3 separate regions of the Homo sapiens genome follow, and all the other regions are linked to region 2. The links are chromatin loops, found by intact Hi-C in ENCODE. Cell type or tissue: GM12878. All regions are shown on one strand. Links, peaks and the distances in the headings refer to the core of each region. The heading gives the core; the rest is flanking DNA.

What was found. Hi-C counts contacts between places; a loop is a spot of excess contacts. Peaks named below come from ENCODE experiments on the same cell type or tissue, not always from the same donor. Only the 100,000 strongest peaks of a DNase experiment are listed, where the experiment ranks them.
Region 1: a loop joins it to region 2, with 6 times the contacts of the local background. A loop is called at or near these places in 6 of 110 quality-filtered maps.
Region 3: a loop joins it to region 2, with 2.6 times the contacts of the local background. A loop is called at or near these places in 5 of 110 quality-filtered maps.

Annotation. Positions count from the first base shown.
Region 1 is chr9:37,141,492-37,148,339 of GRCh38, reverse strand. All of the region lies in intron 2 of ZCCHC7 (zinc finger CCHC-type containing 7), which reads right to left. Among named protein-coding and RNA genes, the nearest start is that of ZCCHC7, 24 kb to the right of the region's middle. In GM12878, for the core only: no CTCF peak of the experiment used is centred there; DNase peaks (open chromatin) are centred at 1,765 and 3,379; H3K4me3 peaks cover 2,043 bases; H3K27ac peaks cover 3,647 bases.
Region 2 is chr9:37,030,559-37,037,406 of GRCh38, reverse strand. PAX5 (paired box 5) reads left to right here and starts at 3,139. Exons shown (of 10, transcript NM_016734.3): 1 at 3,139-3,421. The coding sequence starts at 3,376. LOC105376031 (a long non-coding RNA gene) reads right to left here. Exons shown (of 2, transcript XR_929590.3): 2 at 6,074-6,848. RefSeq lists enhancers at 984-1,033, 2,427-2,476, silencers at 1,567-1,726, 2,807-2,986, 3,253-3,373 and a promoter at 2,555-2,993. In GM12878, for the core only: a CTCF peak has its summit at 2,567; no DNase peak of the experiment used is centred there; H3K4me3 peaks cover 4,000 bases; H3K27ac peaks cover 4,000 bases.
Region 3 is chr9:37,299,216-37,306,063 of GRCh38, reverse strand. ZCCHC7 (zinc finger CCHC-type containing 7) reads right to left here. Exons shown (of 9, transcript NM_032226.3): 3 at 3,833-3,876; 4 at 1,751-1,876; 5 at 350-520. Among named protein-coding and RNA genes, the nearest start is that of LINC01627, 92 kb to the left of the region's middle. RefSeq lists an enhancer at 3,523-3,572. In GM12878, for the core only: no CTCF peak of the experiment used is centred there; a DNase peak (open chromatin) is centred at 3,563; H3K4me3 peaks cover 1,918 bases; H3K27ac peaks cover 4,000 bases.

The DNA of each region.
Region 1 (6,848 bases), core at 881-4,880, 110 kb before region 2:
TATTATGCCACTCACCTCTTACCTCTTCTATTAAGCCATAGGATCCGTGGGGTCAGGGTCTATACCTGATTCATCTTTGTAAGTACCAGCACATCTTGCACAGTGATTCACAAAAGGCCCTAGTTATTGTTGGCTAAATGAATACATATCAAATATATATTTTTGGCTATTATTTGCTGTCTCTGATTATCTATGCCTTTGTTCCCAATCAGTATCACAGAAAACCAAAAGCTTACAAATCTTTCAATTCAATGTCTACAATATACCTATAAAGTTAAAACAACAATAATACTGACAGATGCAAGTATAGATTCTTTTTTCTTCCTCAACATGAAAAAACAATTACTGACAGGATACCAGGTAAAAGTCAGCAAAAAATACAGGAATAGACATCATTATCACCAGTGCTCTTACAGAGCATCTTTATAAAATGGAGGCAAAAACTCCCTTTCAATCAACCTCCAATATGTTATAATGTAGATTTTTTTAAAAATGCAATGCTAATAAAAATTAGTTGATAAGTATTTTTCATTCAAAAGCCACAAATGTTTGATCTGCATTAAAAAGCTATTAAAAAATCAATTCTAACTTACAATTTACTCAAATACCAGTGGTTTCTTAGATGCTAATAATAAAGCACTATATGAGCTATTACTTTTATTCCTAATATGATTGACATATCTTTTATGAAAGAAAGTCATGTGCACTGCAGGAAATTTAAAAGCCCAAAATGTTAAAGCTCTGAATATAAAATTTAACTAGCAGACTGACTGAAATACTAGATCTCTATTTTTATTCTATTCACTCTTCACTCACCTTCCATTTATTTTCTTGGGATTTGTTTTTTCCCCCCACTCTTATTTTTAATTTTATGGAATAATAAGATACACCCACCTATAGCTCTACATCAGCCAATATTAGACACTTTCAAAACAGCTTGCTTGCTTTATCTCTCTTTCTGTATTTGCTAGGTATTACCTGGTTAGACAGAAAAACAAAGCATTAAATGAAAGTGGTTTTTATGGGACAAAATGTTTTTCCATTACATTACAATGTCTATTATCCTAGTGGTCTTAAAATGAAACTATATTATATTCCTAAACTTCCCTTCAACTGTTTTTGAAGTAGCATAATTTGGAGGTGTTTGGGTAGAAATTATCGGGGCTAACTTTTTAATATTGCAATTATTTATTAAATTGATATATATAATTCAATTGTTTACAACAGTTACTATCATATGAAAGATACTATAGAAACAGAAGTCCTAATGAATTATCTTTGGGATAGCCTGGTCTTCACCTATACTTACTACTGTTATTTGAATGTTAATTTCTGGACCTACTCTATTAGATAGCTAAAGTTAATTAATTCAACTTTAAGTTAAGAGAGAAGATACAAATAGTTGATGTTATTCCCTATGTTTTTAAAATATAAGGTCAATCAATATAAGTACCCACAAATTTTAAATTATTTAAATTATATGAGCATCTGACACTGAGGCAGATTTTCAACTTAACATCTATTTACTTCTTTCAGCTTCCACTGAAGTCAAACACCAAGTAATGAGAAGAGAAACAAAATTTTTAAATCTGTCCTTATCATATTACAAGCACATTAAAGACTTCTCTCTTATTTTCCAAAGAGCTTGAGAAAATGTTGAGCAGCAAAAACTGCATTATTCTCTCAAAAGAAACTACTTTCCTTTTTGATAAACAGTAAACCACATGAGGAAGTTACCACTGAATTACTTCCTGTTACTTGAAAATGTTCTAACTAATACAGCTACCACACGTTTTTAGTTTTTAAAACGAGGGTGGGATAAGTAAAGGGAGGCTTAATTATTAGACAATAATAAAGCAGGCCTAATTTACCATATGGCCAAGACAGCCATTTTTCATTTGGAGGATCTAAGTCCTTTTCAAATTATAATGAAAGAAAAATGTAGAACAATCAAACATGCAGACTTTGTAGAAAAGTGTTTCCTCAGAAAATTGGATACACAAATATCAGAAAGCAAGGGCCATCCATTCATTATGCCTGAAACCAAAGGAGGAAAAAAGCCTACATACAGAATCTGTAAGCTTCATAACTATTGGGATCGTCAAATTTTTAATATTCAATTCCATAATAAATTATTCTAGGTACCAAAAAACTACAGCAGTAAGCAAAGGACTTAATACAATGATATAATCTAAATAAGGTAAATAAGGTACACCAAAAACTCTGAGATAAATGAAGCAACTCTCGAAGAATGAGTTAAAATAGTAATCGCACTTGCTTAAATTAGTATTTATCATTTCTAATGTTTAAAATAAATAAAATACCAAGTCTGAATCAGCCTACAGGTATATTCACTTAAAGATGAATGAATGTGAAAATGTGTGTTCTACACACTTCAACAAGATATAAGACCTACTGTCCAAGATAATTATCCACTAGCAAAATAATTCCTATTTTAATTTTGGGTTATATTCCTTGCTTTTAACAGATCAGCATCTCCAATTCAATTTATAGGAACAATTTTTGTTCAAAATTTAACTGAGGCATCTCAATCTATTAAACGAGGAATATTACTCAATTGAACACTGATTTTAATAAGAATTTTTTTAAGTTAAGGATCTAAAGCAACTACCAATCTAATAAGTAGTTTTAAAAGTTGGGTATGCTCCTATTTTCTGAACTCAAGCAAGTTTGCATTTTTACTTATTTATAATAGCATAAAGAATCAACTTTTAGGCTGCCTCCTTTTCAATTAAGGCTTGTTTACACCTGACAACTATCTTTATCCCAGAACTCTAATGTTCTGCTTTTAATAGCTCAATCTATGTTTCTATCCTAGAAACTGAAAAGGTTTTTTAATTTTGGAGCTTTTTGGTATGTGCCCCTTCTGAACGATAATTACATATTCACAGCAAACTAAATACAATCTTAAGAAGTATGTACAAGAATCTGAAGTAGACTTCTAGAAACATAAAAGTATTATTTGATATAATAAAGACAGTCTGTTTTTCAGATTAAAAAAATACAACAGGAAAAGGAAAATTTTAAACAATTTACTTAATTTTGCCAATTTTCAACATGGTCCCTTTTTTAATCAAGGTCTACATATTTGAAAAGTTGACTATTAAAATTCTTAATGAATTTAAAAGTACTGCTGTTAAAACTTCCCTTTAGCCCATTCAGCCCCTTAACTAATCAAACAAAGAAACAAATATTACAAGACGAAGGCTGACAAAAAATCATAATGAACCTCTCAGATGAGAAACTAATTGGTACTAAGTACACAATGGCTTACATTTAATCCTGTTAATAACCACACAAAAAAAGAAATGAAAGACTCACTTTTCAGTCATCTCTCTGGACCACTGGGCTAAAATAACAGCATGACTAAATCTGACATTGACCCCGTGGCCCTGCTAGGAGTTAAAAGAATTCCTTTGAGTCTTCTGAGGCCTGTTTTCAACTGCTCCAGAAGGGGTGGGCTAGGCATACACACTTGTTAGCCTTCTTTACAGTAACAGGTCAAATTAGAAATGGTCATATACACTGTAATATACACTAGCTCTTACTTTAGACTTGAAGTCTGTACCTTACAACAAAAGTACAAGAAAGAACAATAAAATAGTAACACCTGGATGATAGAATGTCATAGATGGATCATATATAACTGGAAAGGTGAGAACGTATCAAGGCAGTAACACATTCCTGAAAGGAAATTTATAAAACAATAAGAATATTATCTAAATCAACAAGACTGAAATTGAGACAAAGTACCAAGATGGATCACTAAACTTTAAAAAAGAAAAATATCATGTATAAATTTTTCTAGATTTATCACAAAAGAGTTTTCAGCAAGCTTACTAAATTAAAATACATTAAATTATTTTGTGAAGTTTTGCAAGCTTTTGTGACATGAACCCACAAATAACATATGATGTTAGGATGATATAAATCTGCCTGAAAGCAGTTACTTGTTCCCTTTCATCCCTTTTCAAAATACAACTTATGATTTTCAACAAAGAAGATATTAGCATTCACACCTTCCTCTGTAACTAGTGATTGAAAATAATTATGGATATGGATTTACTATACTTGACCAGATTTCTCTCATTCTTGTATTAGTACTTTTAAATTAAGTATATTTTCTTAAATAAAATAAAATGCTAGGCCTTACTCTTATTTCACAAAGTCTAATCACTGAAAATGTAAGTAAGCCAATCACTAGCATATTTTATGTATTTCCCTTAAGTTCTTTCAATTTAAAGTATGGCTCCCGTTAATTTACGTCAACATTTAAAATTAAAAAGTCTAAATTTTCTGAATACTGAAAGCCAACAGATGTCCTTACAAGAAATAAAATTATTACACACCAAGGATATTTTAATTCTAAACTGTCTGCCGCAAAATATCAAAATTAATTTCACATAATTTAATTTCTGTACTCATAATCCTTTTATAATTTTTAGTTTACATATTAATAAAATCAAAATATCATAATCAAAAAATTACTTCACTGAACACATAACTTAATTGAACATTAGCAATCAGCCTCGAGGCACTCTTTTCTTAATTTGTAAGGGCTTAAATTTAGGATAAAAATAAGAGTTAAAATTTTAATATTTATCATAACAAAATTTTGTGAAATCTGTCAAATTTGAAGTAATCTCTTAGAAAAAAAGAGTTCAAGCACTCTACGTTTTGAAAATCTGTAATGGCATAGATATTTCCACCTGTTAGGTGGCGGCATTTTGGGTAGGGGGTTTTCTTTCCCAATTCTCATTCTGTTCTCACCTCCTATTTTCTTTCATACACAGAATATTATTTTTCAGGAACTACGAACTATCTACTAGAACACCGAGACATAAAGGCAATCAGCAATATGAGAATTACAAAATATTTCACAAACAAATCCCAATTTAAAACTCTAATGCAGAGCCTACTTTTCTGAACAGAAAACGCTAAAGCTAAAACAGTTTCCACGCAACACAATGTAATTTTACCATCATTGGCTTACCTTCATAGCATTTTTTGGCCTAAAAAAATCATGAATAAAAGTATTTCGATCATACTTCAATAGTTACCATACAGGTTTAGCCATTCAGTTTTAAAAGAATCTTCCACCCACTGCCAAAAGAAAAAAGGAAGAGGAAGAACAAAAAAGAAATCCTACAAAACGAGAGTTTCAAATAAAGACTGGAAAAGGCATCAAGCAATCATGACCTTTAAAAAAAAAATTGTCTGACAATTGTCTGTGAAGTTTTTTTAACAGCATAAAAGCACTTCACCAGTTTCTTCTTTCCTTAATAAATTTCAAGTTCGGCTCTACAGTGTTCTCCTAGTAAGGCCACACACAATAAAACCCAGGCACTGAGCTTTAAGAATTAATAACATTTTCCACGAACATTTGCTAGTAAAACATGCTAACAGAATTAATTCCTTGTTATTTTTAAAGCTGTATACTTCTGTTGGACCACTTTTATATCACAGGTTATACCTTGATTTGATGTGCTGAATACTAGAAATATATTTTAGGTTATTCAAGTTTCTCAATAATTACATATGAATATCAATTATAAAATTACAATACACCTTTTAAAATACTTTAAAAGGAGGAATAGTTTTACAAACTCATGAAGCCTATATAACTATAATCAAAGACTAGAAATTCAAAAGATTATTTTAATTGGCATGGACAAACAACAGCTAATTAGACTATCAGGATACATTTTCTTCTTAGTTTGAAACTCACTGATTTAAAAGAAATTGCTTTTTGAGAAGTCATTTGATAGAAATCAAAATGTGAAGCACAGTAACTAGAAAATAATAGCAAAAATAAAGAAAACAAAATTCAATGATGCTATTTATTTCTTGGTAATTACAAATTCTATAAATCAGTTTCATATTCTAAGAGCACTACATCCACAAGAAAAAACCTGTAATTAACAGACACAGAAAGAAGGCTTGCCCTTACCCCAATTCCCAAAGTCCTTAACAGATATGCAGAAAGAGCATTTTAGACACCTCACAACCATGAGGTACAATCAAAGGAAAAAAATCTAAAATTATTAATTATCAAAATTACTCTTTTCCCTATGTATCAACATTACAAGGTTTTTTTTAGCCTATTTACAGTATATCATAACATCATTTTTCCTGATTAGGAAATTATTAGAATTTTTTAAATGGTAAAAAGGATCTCTTTATTATTTTATGTTAATTTAGCAAATACAAAATTCAGTTAAATGTTACTGTATGACACCAGCCTCACAAAACAACTGTAAAACAGAAGTAGCTTTGATCACAATAATTTGATATTTTAAAGCCTGTGAATATTAATGAAAAAATATTTTGGGGAGATGTTGGGAACAGAGACCTCTACTTTTGACTTCTAACAATAACTAAATTGCCATAGCACTTCAAGGACTTAAATTCAGCAGTACAAAGTTATGTTATAAAACAAAATTCCTCACATTTGAAAGTATGCAAGTTTTGCCAAGAAAAAGCAAACTCTTAAGATCTGGTCAAAGTAAAAATGTGTCCACCGTCAAAGGCATGTTCATATGCTTATTTGAATATATACACACTGTGGACCACAAAATTGAATGTAAGAGAAATCACATTATCAGATTACAACAGATTTCTTGTAAACAACTACTTAATATACAATAATATTTAAATTAAAGATTTATAACAGTACCACTTACTGTTAATTAGTATTTCTAGTATTAACTTGGTTACACTATAAAATAACATTTTTATTCCAACAGTAAAGTGACCATGAATACAAATTTTCAGGATTAATAATTTCCCATCAATTTCATGCATAACACTAACATATCTTTTCAGCT
Region 2 (6,848 bases), core at 1,017-5,016:
TTCTCCTTCTCACAGAATGCCAGAGCGCCCAGGGGCCTGGAGGAGCTTCCGCACCAGCCCCTTTTCTGGGCCTCCAATTTGCCTTCCCCACAGTCTAGTCTCCCCCCGTTCCATATTTCTTTCTGTTTAGACTCTGCTCGTATTTCCTCGCCGATTGAGCCAGCATGTGTCTCTGCCTCTAAATCTTCTCCCTCGTGTAACATTAAACAAACCAAGGTGTGTTGAGCTGGAGAAGTCCTGGCAACGTGGACAGAAGGAATGGCTTATTCTGTCCTGGGGACATTTCCGGTCACTACAGTTCGGTTTCCCCTTGAGGCGGCGCCAGCTCCGGTTCCGCCCCGCAGGCCGCTGCTACGGAGGCGCCCGCTCGCTGTCTCGCTCTCTGGCGGTGTCTGCGTGTGTTCGGGTGTGGGCACATGTATCTGTGCTTGCAAACCAGGGCGGGCTCTCCAAACCGAAAGCTGCGCGGAGTTGGGTTTCTGGGATTCTAGGGCTGCGGGCAAGGGAGATGGGGGATTTTCCCGGGATCCCGACTCCGATCTGAGCCTAGACTCCCCGCGTTCTGGCCCCTTGTCCCGTATCTCTAGGGCCGCAGTGTCAATTCCGTGTCCTCCGAAGTGGTTCGTCACCTGCTCCGCCGAGGGGAGCCGCCCCTTGGGCCAACGCTGCGGGAGTCCGGACGGTCCGAAGCATGCTGGCCAGGCGCAAGGGGAGACCGACTCACAGGGGAGAGGGTGGGCAAGGGGACGGCGGCTGGGCCTCGGTACCCCGCGAGGGGGGCTCTGCGATTCTGACCCAGCAGCGGCGCCTCCGGGCCCGCGAGGTTTTGACGACCAGCGGGCGCCCCCTCGGGAACCACATTTGTTTCCCGCTGGTCTCGAGCGTCCAGAGCGCGAAGCGGCGGAGCACGGCGAACCTACGATTCGTGATGCTTGGCCTAATCCTCTGCCCTTCATGGGTGCGGGCAGGAACGGAGTAGCGGCTGATGTCCCCTCCCTAATCCCAAAGCCCCACAAAAGCCAAAATACACACGCAAACTCTCACCAGCGCATCTCACAAACACAAAAACTAAAGACAACACATGAAAATATAACCCGATCCCCCACCAAAACGTACAGTTCAAAAAAATAAAATTCAAATCGAAGGAAACAAAACACACACAACACGAAATTCCCTAAGGCAACACACACACAGACGACACCCACTCACACCAAATCAAAACACATCTAAACACCGCGGAGAAGGAAAAGCCTTACAAACGACACACAAAAAGACAGCCTACAAGGACAAAGTACAAAATTACACAAAATCAAAACTCACCCCAAAGACCAGGACTTACAGAGCAAAACCCGCTAAAATCAATCCCACGAAAAAACAACACGCAAAACACCCGAAACAAAAGAATATCCCATGGAAAAATGAAAACTCACAGAAAACAAACAAAAACAAAACAAGCCCTCTAAATGGAAACAACAACAACAACAAAACACCAACACCCCCCGCCCCCAGCCCGGGGTGAAATGTCAATTCCGGGAGGGCTTTTGATCTCCAGGCGCGGACAGGCCGCTCCTCCCAGGCGCTGCCTCCCGGCGCGGGCGAGGCGGGAGGGCGGGAAGCCTGGGCTGGGGCTGGGCTGCGGAGGGAAAGAGTCGAGCACTCGGAGATGGCCAAAAATCAAATCTCGGGGTAGGGACACGGGCCCGCAGGCTGCAGGGAGGAGGCGGCGCTGGGGAACTGCGCAGACCACTTGGTGGGGGGGCCGCCCGGGAATCCACAGCCACATTTCCGATTGTGGCGAAATCTGCTCAGTGGATATGTGATGTCCAGTTGCCGCCGGGGGCCCCCCTTTCCTCGAGCTCTAGGCTCTTCCCCCTAGGTTGCGACCCAGCCTCGTGACCACCCCCTCCAAAAAACAAACAACACTCTTGCTGAGGACGATTCACTCTCCAAAACTGCCATTGTCCGGCGGGCCAGGAGTCCTCCTACGGAGCGCTCCCCCGCCCTGGAGAACCTTTCCCCTGCGACCACCCCGCTGCAGGGCCCCACAGGCTTTCAGTGGCTAGGCCCAGCAGCTGAACTAACTCAAGGCTGGGGAGGGGAACAGGGAGGGGAGGCTTGAGTCTGGCCCGAAGAGAGAGGGCTGGACATGCCACACCTCTGCTCGGTCTCTGTGGATCTGATTTCCTCTCTGGAATCAAGTCCTGGGGCTCTGGGACTCCACAACGTCTCAGGGCTCGAGGGCAATGCGATTCCACTTATGGGCCGGGGTAAGGTGTCTGGAACTCCCGCCAATCTCCAGAAACTACTGAGATGTTCTGCTCTGCCCGGGTGCTCCAAAGCGGAAGCCCGGATTTCATCTCCAGTATTTCACAGCTTAACCTCCATGCTCTGGGCCAGAATGGAACTTGATGTGGGGAGGGGTTCTGGGACTAGAAGACTGGATGGGACCTGGGGGCTTTAGGGATCTGGCGCTGCCCTAGGGTCAGGGGCCCAGCAATAGTCAGGACCCCAACAAATTGGGGTGGGGGTTGGATGGCTGGGAACCCTGGGGTCGGGCGCCGCCCTAGGGGTGAATCGGAGTAAACCGGAACGTCGCCTCGGTGCCTGGCAACACTGCCAGCCTTTGCAACCCCTTTCAAAAGCACCTGCTTGGCCGAGCAGTTAATTTCTTCAAAAACAAAAACCCGGCCTGCGCTCGTCTAAGCAGCGGGGTTTGCACATGGAGATGTCACAGGCCCCGCGCACAGCGCAGAGGGCCGCGACCCCCAAGCGCATGTCTTAATAGAAGGTGCGGCTGGAAGACCCGGGCTCCCGGGCTCCGCTTCGGTCTGCCCCTTCCCGTAGGTGCGCTGGCTAGCGCCCGGCGCAGGCTGAAGCCTTCCTTCCCTCCCCCCAACCCCTATAAAAGTCTGGGGCGGCGCGGCAGCAGCACTGCTGCTCTCCCGGCTTCCCGCTCTACTCCGGCCGGGCCGGGTCCGCCACGTCTGGCGCGCTGAGCAGGCCCGGCCGCGCAGCGCCTACCCTTTCCTCGCTCCGGGCCGGCAGTGTGGGGCGGCGCGCTGGGGGCGCGGCGTGTCTGGGGACATCTTGTGATGTTGGCGAGAACAGGACATGATCTCACATGGCGAGAAGCTCTTTAGTTCCTTAATCATTTCACGGTGCCTTCGGACGCTTTTTTTCCACCTAAAACGTTTAGTTTCAGCTCAGTGATCAGCTACCCCAGCTCGGCGGGGGAGCGGAAGGCTTGAATTATTCCGACCTGTGAGCGGCCCCTGGCACCAAAAAAAAAAAAAAAAAAAAAAAAAAAAGAAAAAAAAAGGCACAAAAAAGTGGAAACTTTTCCCTGTCCATTCCATCAAGTCCTGAAAAATCAAAATGGATTTAGAGAAAAATTATCCGACTCCTCGGACCAGCAGGACAGGTAGGACCGCGATACGGGCTCCAGATGTGCAAACTCCGGGACACGGCCAGGCCTTGGTCCCCACGCAGGGTGACCCTGGAGGAGGAGGGGGCGCGCCGCATTTTCGTAGAGACTGTCTAACTGCGGCGTGTTTGTTATGTTTTTTCACCTATCTGTTCACACACTTCTGCATCAGTCCAAATATCTGTGAGTTTGTCTGTGTTTTTCTCTGTTTCTGAATGTTCACGCTGGCGTCCTTCCGGGGGTCTGCAAGTTAGGGCCTGTGTGTTTATATAAGGGACTCAGTGTGTTCATTACAGTATATGTATTTTTAAAAGATGTAAAAATATATGAGTTTGTGTCCAAAAGTTGTTTGCCTGTGTGTGTGTGTGTGTGTGTGTGTGTGTATCTTTATACTCGTGGGGTATTCGTGTGTGTTTATAAGTTAGTACTTGTGTATATTCTTTTGGGTATCCAAAATGTGTGTCTACTATGAGTGTTATTTATGTAATTCGGAAATATCTGAGTGTACATCCACTATTTAAAGGGTCTGCATTCACCTGTTATATCCCAAGTGATTTTTGGATGTGAGAAAGAAGTGGCTACACTGACCTTTCCATTTTTGGATGTCAACGGCTGTCCGATGCATACACGCCAATGTTCACATTGTGTCTCTAGGCAAACTCCTAGACGTGGGTCTGGGGCCTATGGAGATCCGTGGTGTTTAGCATGTGCATTGTAAGGCCCAGTGTCCATTCTATTGGGAGATAGGACCAGGAATGAAGGTGTGAATTCAGGGCATGCAGCCTCTTGGTGTGCAGTGAGCACTGTTCAGGCTACCATTTGTACAAACAGGTCTCCTGTGGCAGGCACAACCTTGCAGATGACAGCGGACACCTGTAGGGTTAGTTGTGACATTTCTAGGGACCCCCAGCCTACATTCACTTTCACCTAGACAAGCCTCTGACACTGGCGTGTGTATTTGTGTGTACACACAGACACACACACACTGTGTCCTCAGGTTTTATCCTGTGGGTGCCGCACCAGTGGAGGAGAGCACAGTGGGTGGATGCATGTGCATAGTCTGGGCATTCAGCTCTAGGGCCTGTATGCGCACAGGCCTCCCTGGCTTAGGTCCCCATGTGCCTCCCACAGGCCTGAGAAGTAGGTAGCAGGATGTGTTTATGTCTGAGAGGAGATAGCAGGGACAGTAGGCCTCCATCTGCCCTGAGGCATGAATCAGGTATGGGGGGCCTCTTTCACTCACTAGGCCACTGTGTAACTCCCACACAAACACTCTCTTGGCCCTGGCAAGAAGCCCCCTTCCCCCATCTCTGTGCCCTCTGAGAACCCCCATCTCTCCTCCAGCCTCAAATACAAGCCTAAGAGCAAAAAGGATAAACTTAGACCCCAAGCCCAGGACAACTTCTGGGGCATAACTGTGTTTCCAAAATTGTGGCTGGAGAGAAGTGAGGGCAGAGATCTGAGGCAGAAGAGTGCTCCCAGGATGAGGGCTCAGGAAAAGTTACCTGGAAACTCCTCTTCTCCATCCTCAATTCTCAGAAGGCCCTTCTCCCTGGCAGTGGGCTTCTCAGCAGATGGACTTTCAGAGAGACCTGAGCCTGGAAGTGGGTGTTGTGTATGTGTGGGGAATGAGGCGGGGATGTGTGAGTGTCATGGAGAGGGTCTGCGCAGTCCTCGGGCTGGCTCTCCCGACAAGCTGTGTAGAAGAATGTAATTCATGGCGGTCGATGGGCTCTTTGATTAGTTCAATTGCCTGAATAATCATTTAATCAATAAAGCATTTTATTCCTCTGCATAGCTGGACTGGGTGGGGCTTGGGGTGGGGTGAGATACGGGAGCCCTAGGCTGGCCAAGCCTTAAAATCTAGAGAGCCACGCCCCCTCCTCACTGATGGGTTGGGGAAGAGCTGCCTGCCTGGAAAAGGGCGACAGTTCAAGTGAGACTGCACTTCCATCTGTCCACTCCAGCCTGGGTCAGGGCTGGAGAAGAGAGGGAAGCTGAGAAGCTGTCCAAGCTGGTGCTCAAAGGGTTGTCCAGGTCTGGTTCCTATGAGAGCTTCTTCCTTCTCCCAACTTCTGGGTATTTCATGGGCCAATAGACTTCCTTTTTCTTCCTTCAGAACCATATTCCATTTCTTACCCCAACCTCAGTTTCCCTATCTGCCCAATGGGGAGGGAGTGTGTCCTTCTGGCTCTAAGCCCAAAATAAGGTCAGGTCAACACTAAGCAGGGAGCCACTTAAGGACCTTCTCCTCTAATGTCTTCCTTGCTGTAGGGAAAGGAAACTCAGAGGTTCGGAGAGGGGAAGGGACTTGTTCGAGATCATAAAGCATGAGTAAGGGAGGGAATAGGAATGGAAGGTGACCTCTCTGCCCTTAGACCTCCTGTTCCTGCTGGGAGAAGAGACAGATTCCCCCCTCTCTCCATGGACCCCCTTGGAGAAAAACTACTACTTGGACAAGTAGTAGTCTCTCCTTGCCATGGGAACCCTTGAGTCCTTAGATCCGGGCAGACCTGGATGGATTGAGTACTTTCCCACTGGGCATTGACATCCAGTCTCACAGTTCTGGAATGAGCCTGGAATGGAGTGATAGATATTAATAACCCCCATCCATGAAGCTTCATCTCACAGAGCCTAAGAAGTCACATCTCAGGATTTGTTCTCTGTATTAAACAAACGGGGAAGCAGAGGCTTTAGAAGGGGCTGCCTGTCTCAAGTCTTTGGGAGAGAGAGTAGTCCCAGCGCCCCTGGCCTGCAGGACATGCTGGTAATGATAACACACCCCGACTAAGGTGATTTTACATGATTCTTGAAAAACCTGGTTAAATTCTCATTTTTTCTCCATCCTCTTCAAGAACTCCTGAAAACAGGGACAGGTCAAGTAGAGCAGACTCCTGATCCAGGGGCAGGAATCATGCAGGAATCTGCTGTGCCTCCACTTGCTGTATAATTTCAGGTCAATTTCTTTCCCTCTGATACTTAATTTTTTTTATTTTTTAAAAATGAAGTTTAGACAGAACTCAGTGGGTTGAGACAGCCATGCTGGCAGCATCCCTGATCTTTCCAGAACTGAGCAACCAGTCTGAGCCCTATTGGGCCTCACTTTGTCAGAAGCAAGAACAGGGAAATGGGCTGGACTTGGGTTGAGAGAGTCGATGTCAGGCTACTAGAACACTGTAGCAGCCCCCACATCCTGAAGCCACGGTAATGCAGTGCGCTGGGAGGCGTGGAAAGGGAAGCCGGGAGGGGGTGTGTCCCCAGTGAAACGAGGTCTCTGGCTTCTCACACATTATTCTCAATGGGCTGTCTTTCAGTACTAAAACTTTCAAAGGCAATTCGGTTCACATAAATTGAGTTTCTTCCTGGATAGTTTCCTTTCGCGGTCTCCTGCCCCCAGCGCCTAGCACAGGGCCCGGCCCAAAGC
Region 3 (6,848 bases), core at 1,951-5,950, 270 kb before region 2:
TAAATATGAATACACAAATTTTACATGTTATTTATTACCTCTTTAAATTCAGCCTTTATTTAACAAGCTTATAAAGAAAAAGGGCTAGAATGGGCTTAAAATATTTATTAATGCTATCTCTTGATGCTGTCTTCTGATTCAGTAGGCTCCTTACCCCTATATTATTTAGAGCACTGCTTTATATACATGTTCAGTGACAAAATGGACATGACTATATATATATATATATATCTCACGGAGTAAACATTCCTTTAGGTATGCTGACTGATAGTTATAAACTTGCACATTAATTACAAACTTGCACACTCCCTCCAAAGCCTGACAAATTAGTTATATGCAGGATACTCACATCTGTATAGTGGCCTAGCATATGACATCGGTCACACTGTTTATCCCAGGAATGTCTGAAAAGACATGAGTGGTCCAACATCTTAGGCACAGGACAGTATTCGCAAAGGGGGGCTGGACAGGAATACAGGAGATGTCCTCTCCTGGAGCACAGGAAGCAGCGACGAACTTTCTATGTGGCGAAAAAAACATAAAATCTCTTCAGTCTCAAAAGGTAGAAGATTAGTATTTGTTTTTCAATATAATCCCATAAAAAAATCTTTTCTAATTTGAGATCCCAATAAAGGTAGAATCCTGAGCACAACTGTAAAAATCAAACAAAATGTCCAAAACACTGTATGTATATTGTTTGCCAAAAAGGCTTAGTCTGTACATACTAGCAGCTGGCATATATTCCTTATGCCTCTTCTTATAGGAATATTGACAAAATGAAAGGTATGTAAGAGGGAAAGTAGAATGAGGAGGATATCTAGAAGCTAAGTCATAGGAGGAACAGATACAGAAGAAGCTGTTTTGACTGGAGAAGCAAGAACAAAAAAGGAGCATAAGAGGTGTCTGAACTATTTGAAAAGCAGTCATTTGGAAGAGGAAGGAGAAATGGAAGAAATGTTTGTTAAGAGCTAATTATCTGGTCAGGAAACGTCTAAGATCTTCAGTTCTGTGTTGTTCCAAAGGTTGATGTACCTGCTTAACGTAACTTACATTAATAAACATTTAAAAATGCCCCAAATTATAATTTTCTAACGATAAAAATTATCTCACATTGAAATAAGCTATCTTATGAAGTACAAGGTTTAGAAGTGAAAGGGGTCTCAGGAATCATCTGATTCAATCTTTTCATTTTATAGACAAGAAAACAAGAAGCACAGAGGGTTAAATGATTTGCCCATACAACTAGTAATGATAAGTTAAAATTGATTCCACATTTTTCTGACTCCAAATTTATTATTATTTCTCCGACACTAGGCTGTAAGCTACATGAAATTTAACACACATACTATAAAAAGATTTGAATTCTAAGGTTATAGGGTTTCACACTTGAGATTTTTTTTTTTTTTCTGAGACAGAGTTTCACTTTGTCACCCAGGCTGGAGTGCAATGGTGTGATCTCTGTTACCGCAAGCTCCATCTCCCGGGTTCACACCATTCTCCTGCCTCAGCCTCCCAAGTAGCTGGGACTACAGGCGCCCGCCATCACGCCCGGCTAATTTTTTGTATATTTTTGGTAGAGACGGGGTTTTTCACCATGTTAGCTAGGATGGTCTCAATCTCCTGACCTCATGATCCACCTGCCTCGGCTTCCCAAAGTGCTGGGATTACAGGCATGAGCCACCGTGCCCAGCCTCACCCTTGAGATTTTGAGTTTACAAATGTGGAAAGAAGCAAAGCATATTTCACGTACTCGTGGTAAGGGGCAGTTTTTTGATAAATGACCACGTTTGTCACAATTTCTACAGATAATGTTTTTGTTGGCTGAATAGTACCGCTGGGTCCATCTTCCAGGTGTTCGGTTATTAGCTATCTGGGCCTAAGGGAAAAAAAAATCAAGAATTAAAAAAATTGTTTCACTGCTAAATAAAAGCCATCTACTACTCTTGTTAAAGACAACTATAAGCAAATAAAGATACATCAAGCTTCAAGTCAGTTCCATTACCTTGATAAAGCAAGAGAATTATTAGTTATATCTGTTCAACTTAGAACCTAGCCACAGGGGAACTTTATGATCTCTCTTGTTCTCTTAAAAAGAGGTAGAGGTTGGGCGTGGTGGCTCATGCCTGTAATCCCAGCACTTTCGGAGGCCGAGGTGGGCGGATCACCCGAGGTCGGGAGTTCAAAACCAGCCTGACCAACATGGAGAAACCCCATCTCTACTAAAAATACAAAACTAGCTGGGCGTGGTGGCGCAGGTCTGTAATCCCAGCTACTTGGGAGGCTGAGGCAGGAGAATCGCTTGCGCCTGGGAGGCGGAGGATGTGGTGAGCCGAGATTGTGCCATTGTACTCCAGCCTGGGCAACAAGAGTGAAACTTCATCTCAAAAAAAAAAAAAAAAAAAAAAAAAGAGGTAGAAAAACATAAAAGGAGGTGCCATAAAGGTAACTCTACTGCTTTTTGTCTGCCCCTCCCGCCTGCTGAGTCTTTTATACTTCTCCATGTGATTTTTTTTTTTTAATCTTTCTCTACTTATGTTTCAGATCGAGCAGGGGTACTGACATGCATCACTTAGACACCGCGGTAGCATTCAGTCAAAGCCACTGCTGACTTCTTTTCTTTCTTTCTTTTTTTTTTTTTGAGACGGAGTTTCACTCTTTTGCCCAGGCTGGAGTGAAGTGGCGTGATCTCGACTCACTGCAACCTCTACCTCCCTGGGTTCAAGCGATTCTCCTGCCTCAGCCTTCCGAGTAGCTGGGACTACAGGCGCCCGCCACCACACCTGGCTAATTTTTGTATTTTCAGTAGAGAAGGAGTTTCGCCATGTTGCCCAGTCTGATTTCGAACTCCTGACCTCAGGTGATCCACCCACCTCAGCCTCCCAAAGTGTTGGGATTACAGGTGTGAGCCACCACGCCCGGCCAGCCACTGCTGATTTCTATAACTGAATGTACACCATGTTTTTCTGAATGGGAGGGCTACTTAAATTTTGAGTTAGGGAATGGTGTTTTTATGACTTTGTCTTTTGTAAAGTTAGTACAGCTACCCAATATATCCATTCTTTTGAACAGCACAGGGTTACTGCCTACAAGACTGGATGATAATAAAAGACTGATAATCCAGTCTTCCTTTATAGAAATAAAGGAATGAGATAATTTCTTTCCACTGGAATCCTTTTAAGATCCATTCTGCCTACAGAGTGACCCAATTCTAACTGTCCCATATTCTAATCTAAATCTAGGATCTTGTAAGAGAGTACCAACAATGCATATCATATGGAATATCTAAAGAGGAACTGTAAATCCCAACCATGCTTTAGCTTGTTTGGTAGAATTCCATCTTTAAAAAAGTTTTCATCTTTTATTTGTTATTTTGCTGAACTGGCCAAGTGGACCACATGTAAGTACAATCTAGCTATCTCCCAAAACCAAGTTATAAAATTATTCTCTTTTTGTAGCATCTGCCACAATTAAGGCTAATAATCGACAAAGACAAACACCTGCCACATCCTAAAAATAGACTAACCATTTCCTTACACTGAAGAAGCAGTTATTTCCGGTGTTGATCTTTTTAGTGGTACCAGGCCATATGGGCTGAGAGGACTCACCGCAGGAGAGAAACAGAAAGGGAAAGGGGACTGGATGATTACAGCTATTAACTCACTGACAAAACTCAAGGCTGAACCAAGTTTCTGAAGAGTTAAATCACTCATATGCTAAAATCAAATGTTTTCTTATAAGCCACTTAAACTTATTAATGTTCCAAAAGTTATCATAATAAACTATGAAGCAAAGGAAATTATTATTCTGAATTTTAAAAACAATTTGATTTTACCTCAATGTCTTTGTCACTGATGGACCAGTTTATACCATCTTCTCCTACAAAACAAATAAATTATTACTTAACCGTGGCACTTTTAAAGGACTTATAGATTGACAATAGATTACACAATTTATGAGTACTCAAATTGGACCCCAAAGGTACACTGAGAAATGTTGAATACCTGAAATTCCTATTTTGGCTCTGTTATTAATTATGTGGCCCTGGACAAATACTTAACCTCTCTGAGTCTCAGTTTTCTGACCTGTGAAATGGGATAATAGTATTTTCCCTGTCTGCCTAAAAAGTCCTGTGAGAATAAAATGAGGTATGTGAAAATACATTGAAAAGCATCAGACTACATACAAATATTAAAACAAAAAAAAATCAGTGAAGGGCCCAAAAATACAACAGCAGATGCAGAATGAAATCTTAACTTCTTTTATCTGACTAAAGCAGAGCTTTACTGAGGCAGCTGTCACAACCCTCTCACACCTCCAGGAGGATCCACAGGAGGGAGATGACTGACACTGGGCACTGAGACATAACAAAAAAATTGTGTAAATGAGATCTTTCTGTCCTTTGACTCCCTAAGCTACCCCCTCTTGTTAAGTTGGTATATAGCCCCTTACTTCTTGTTTTTTTTGGAGACAGGGTCTTGCTCTGTTGCCAAGACTGGAGTACAGTGGTACCATTTTGGCTCACTGCAACCTCCGCCTCCCAGGCTTAAGCAATCCTCCCACATCAGCCTCCTGAGTAGCTGGGACTACAGGAACTTGCCACCACGCTAGGCTAATTTTTATAATTTTTTTGGTAGAGACAGGGTTTCACCATGTCACCCAGGCTGGTCTCAAACTCCTGAGCTCAAGAGATCCACCCACTTCAGCCTCCCAAAGTGCTGGCATCTGTGGTGTGCCACAGCAAGAGGCATAACCCCTTACTTCTATAACCCTCTAAACTCTTCTTCAGAGTTACTGATATTGAGTGCTCCTTCAAGTGTGAATAAACCTTATCTTTTCTCCAGTTAACCTGTCCAGTATCAGTTAACTTGCAGGCCCACAATTTGAACTCAGCTTGGTAGAGGAAAAGTATTTCTACCAAATATGAGTATTAACTGTGTCCACTAGCTTTGCATTCTACATGACTTTCATTATAACAATAAAAAAATTAGACTCTGAATAATATCTCACTAATAGGGTTAGGTTCTTAGCACTGTATTTTATAACATCAAAAACAGCAAAATAAAAGAAAAAAAAGGAGGCCAAATATCCAGAAACCACTGATTAATCTAAAAATACAACTGTAAAAACCTAGTGGGGGAAATAATCTCCCACATTTTCTTGTATCAGCTATTTTCTTTTCTTTCCACTGTCCTTTCACAAACGTGCAAATGGCTGCTATTCCTTTGGTCCACCCATGGCCAAGGGGGAAGGGACCTATGACTAATGCAGAAACTAAAGTGTTGACAAAAGGACTGAAAGATCTTTTTCTCCCTTTAAAGCTAAGATTTCCTCTGTCCTCCTACCTTACTACTTTCCTCTATCTCAAAAACACAAATCAAGCTTGACTTGTTTCTTTGAAAGGCTTTTGAAGAGACATGAAGTAATCTACATTTTCCCAGGCCTACCAGGAGTAAGTGTCTAGAGATATATTTTTAAATAAAAAACTTTTCTAAGAAAACCATGAGGCTGCTTTACAAAAAGACCAATCCACAGGTATGCAGAGATGCTGTGCTGATGATTATTTTCTTTGTAACATTTGGAGGCTGTATCCATGTACTGAGAGTGAAGAATACATTAAATAGCAGCAGCTTCTATTCCTTCATCAACCATCCATGCTATTATTCTTTCATTCAAAGGATCCATGTATGAAGCATGCTTTGCTACAACTTTCAAAGCTGCTTTTTGTATCTCAATGTCTTTCATCATTAAAATTCAAAATGACCACTTGAAATTATGTTAACTATAAGACTGACTTAAAATTGTTCTTAAAAAATGAAATATAAAACCAATGAAATGCAAAATGGCAACTGTTACCACTCTCCAAATTTACACATAAACAGAAAACAGTAAAAAAGGAAGGTTTGAAGGAGGGAGATCGACTCTATTCAGATTGTTTTAACAATCCTGTGGGATTCAAAAATATTCTTGTGTACAGTTGTCCCTCAGTATATATGAGGGATTGGTTCCAAGACTACCCTGGTAGAACCAAATCCTTGCACACTCAAGTTCCCGTCAGCCCTGTGGAACCTGCACATATAAAAAGTTGGCCCTCTATATACGTGGGTTTCACAGCCTATGAAAACTGTATTTTCAATCCATTTTTGGTTGAGAAAAAGCTGCTTATAGGCAGACCTATGAAGTTCGAACCCGTGTTGTTTAAGGGTCAACTGTACTAACAACTCCTCAAAAAGTTATAGCATATTCATATTCTTACTATAGAAAATTCATCAACAAGTATACAAACTAAGTTTCAACAATAGATCAAGTCAGTATTTCTCAAGTGGTATATGAAGCAAAGACATCACCAGGAACACATAAGGCAATTCTTGTCCCTGCCATGGCTCCAAGGTTCCAGTTTTGATTTGAACCTAGTAATGACAGCAGCTTCCTGCCCTTGATCTTTACCTATTGTGTCTAAACTCAAAATCTCACCCCAAGGAAAGCTTTGTCTAGGGCAACTCCTCAGAACTTCCACAAACAGCAAATTCTCCAACTTGTTAAATTCTGGGTATGGTACTTGATAGAAATCTGGCTTCTAGAGTTAACTGTGCCGCTAATTTGCTGTGTGGTGTTGGGCAGGATACTTAAGATCTCTGGGTCTGTATGACAATGGGTTAGAATAAATGGCATCCATGGTGGCACCTTCTAGTACTGAATTTCTGATTCTAATTTTCTCTCATTACTGGAATTATATACATTGTCACGTTGTGTAATTTACCTGAATTAAATCTTCCAGACCTTTGCAACTAGCACAAGGTAATTCGCCTTAAAGAGGACTTTCCATACGGCCCAGGAACACTCATCTTCCA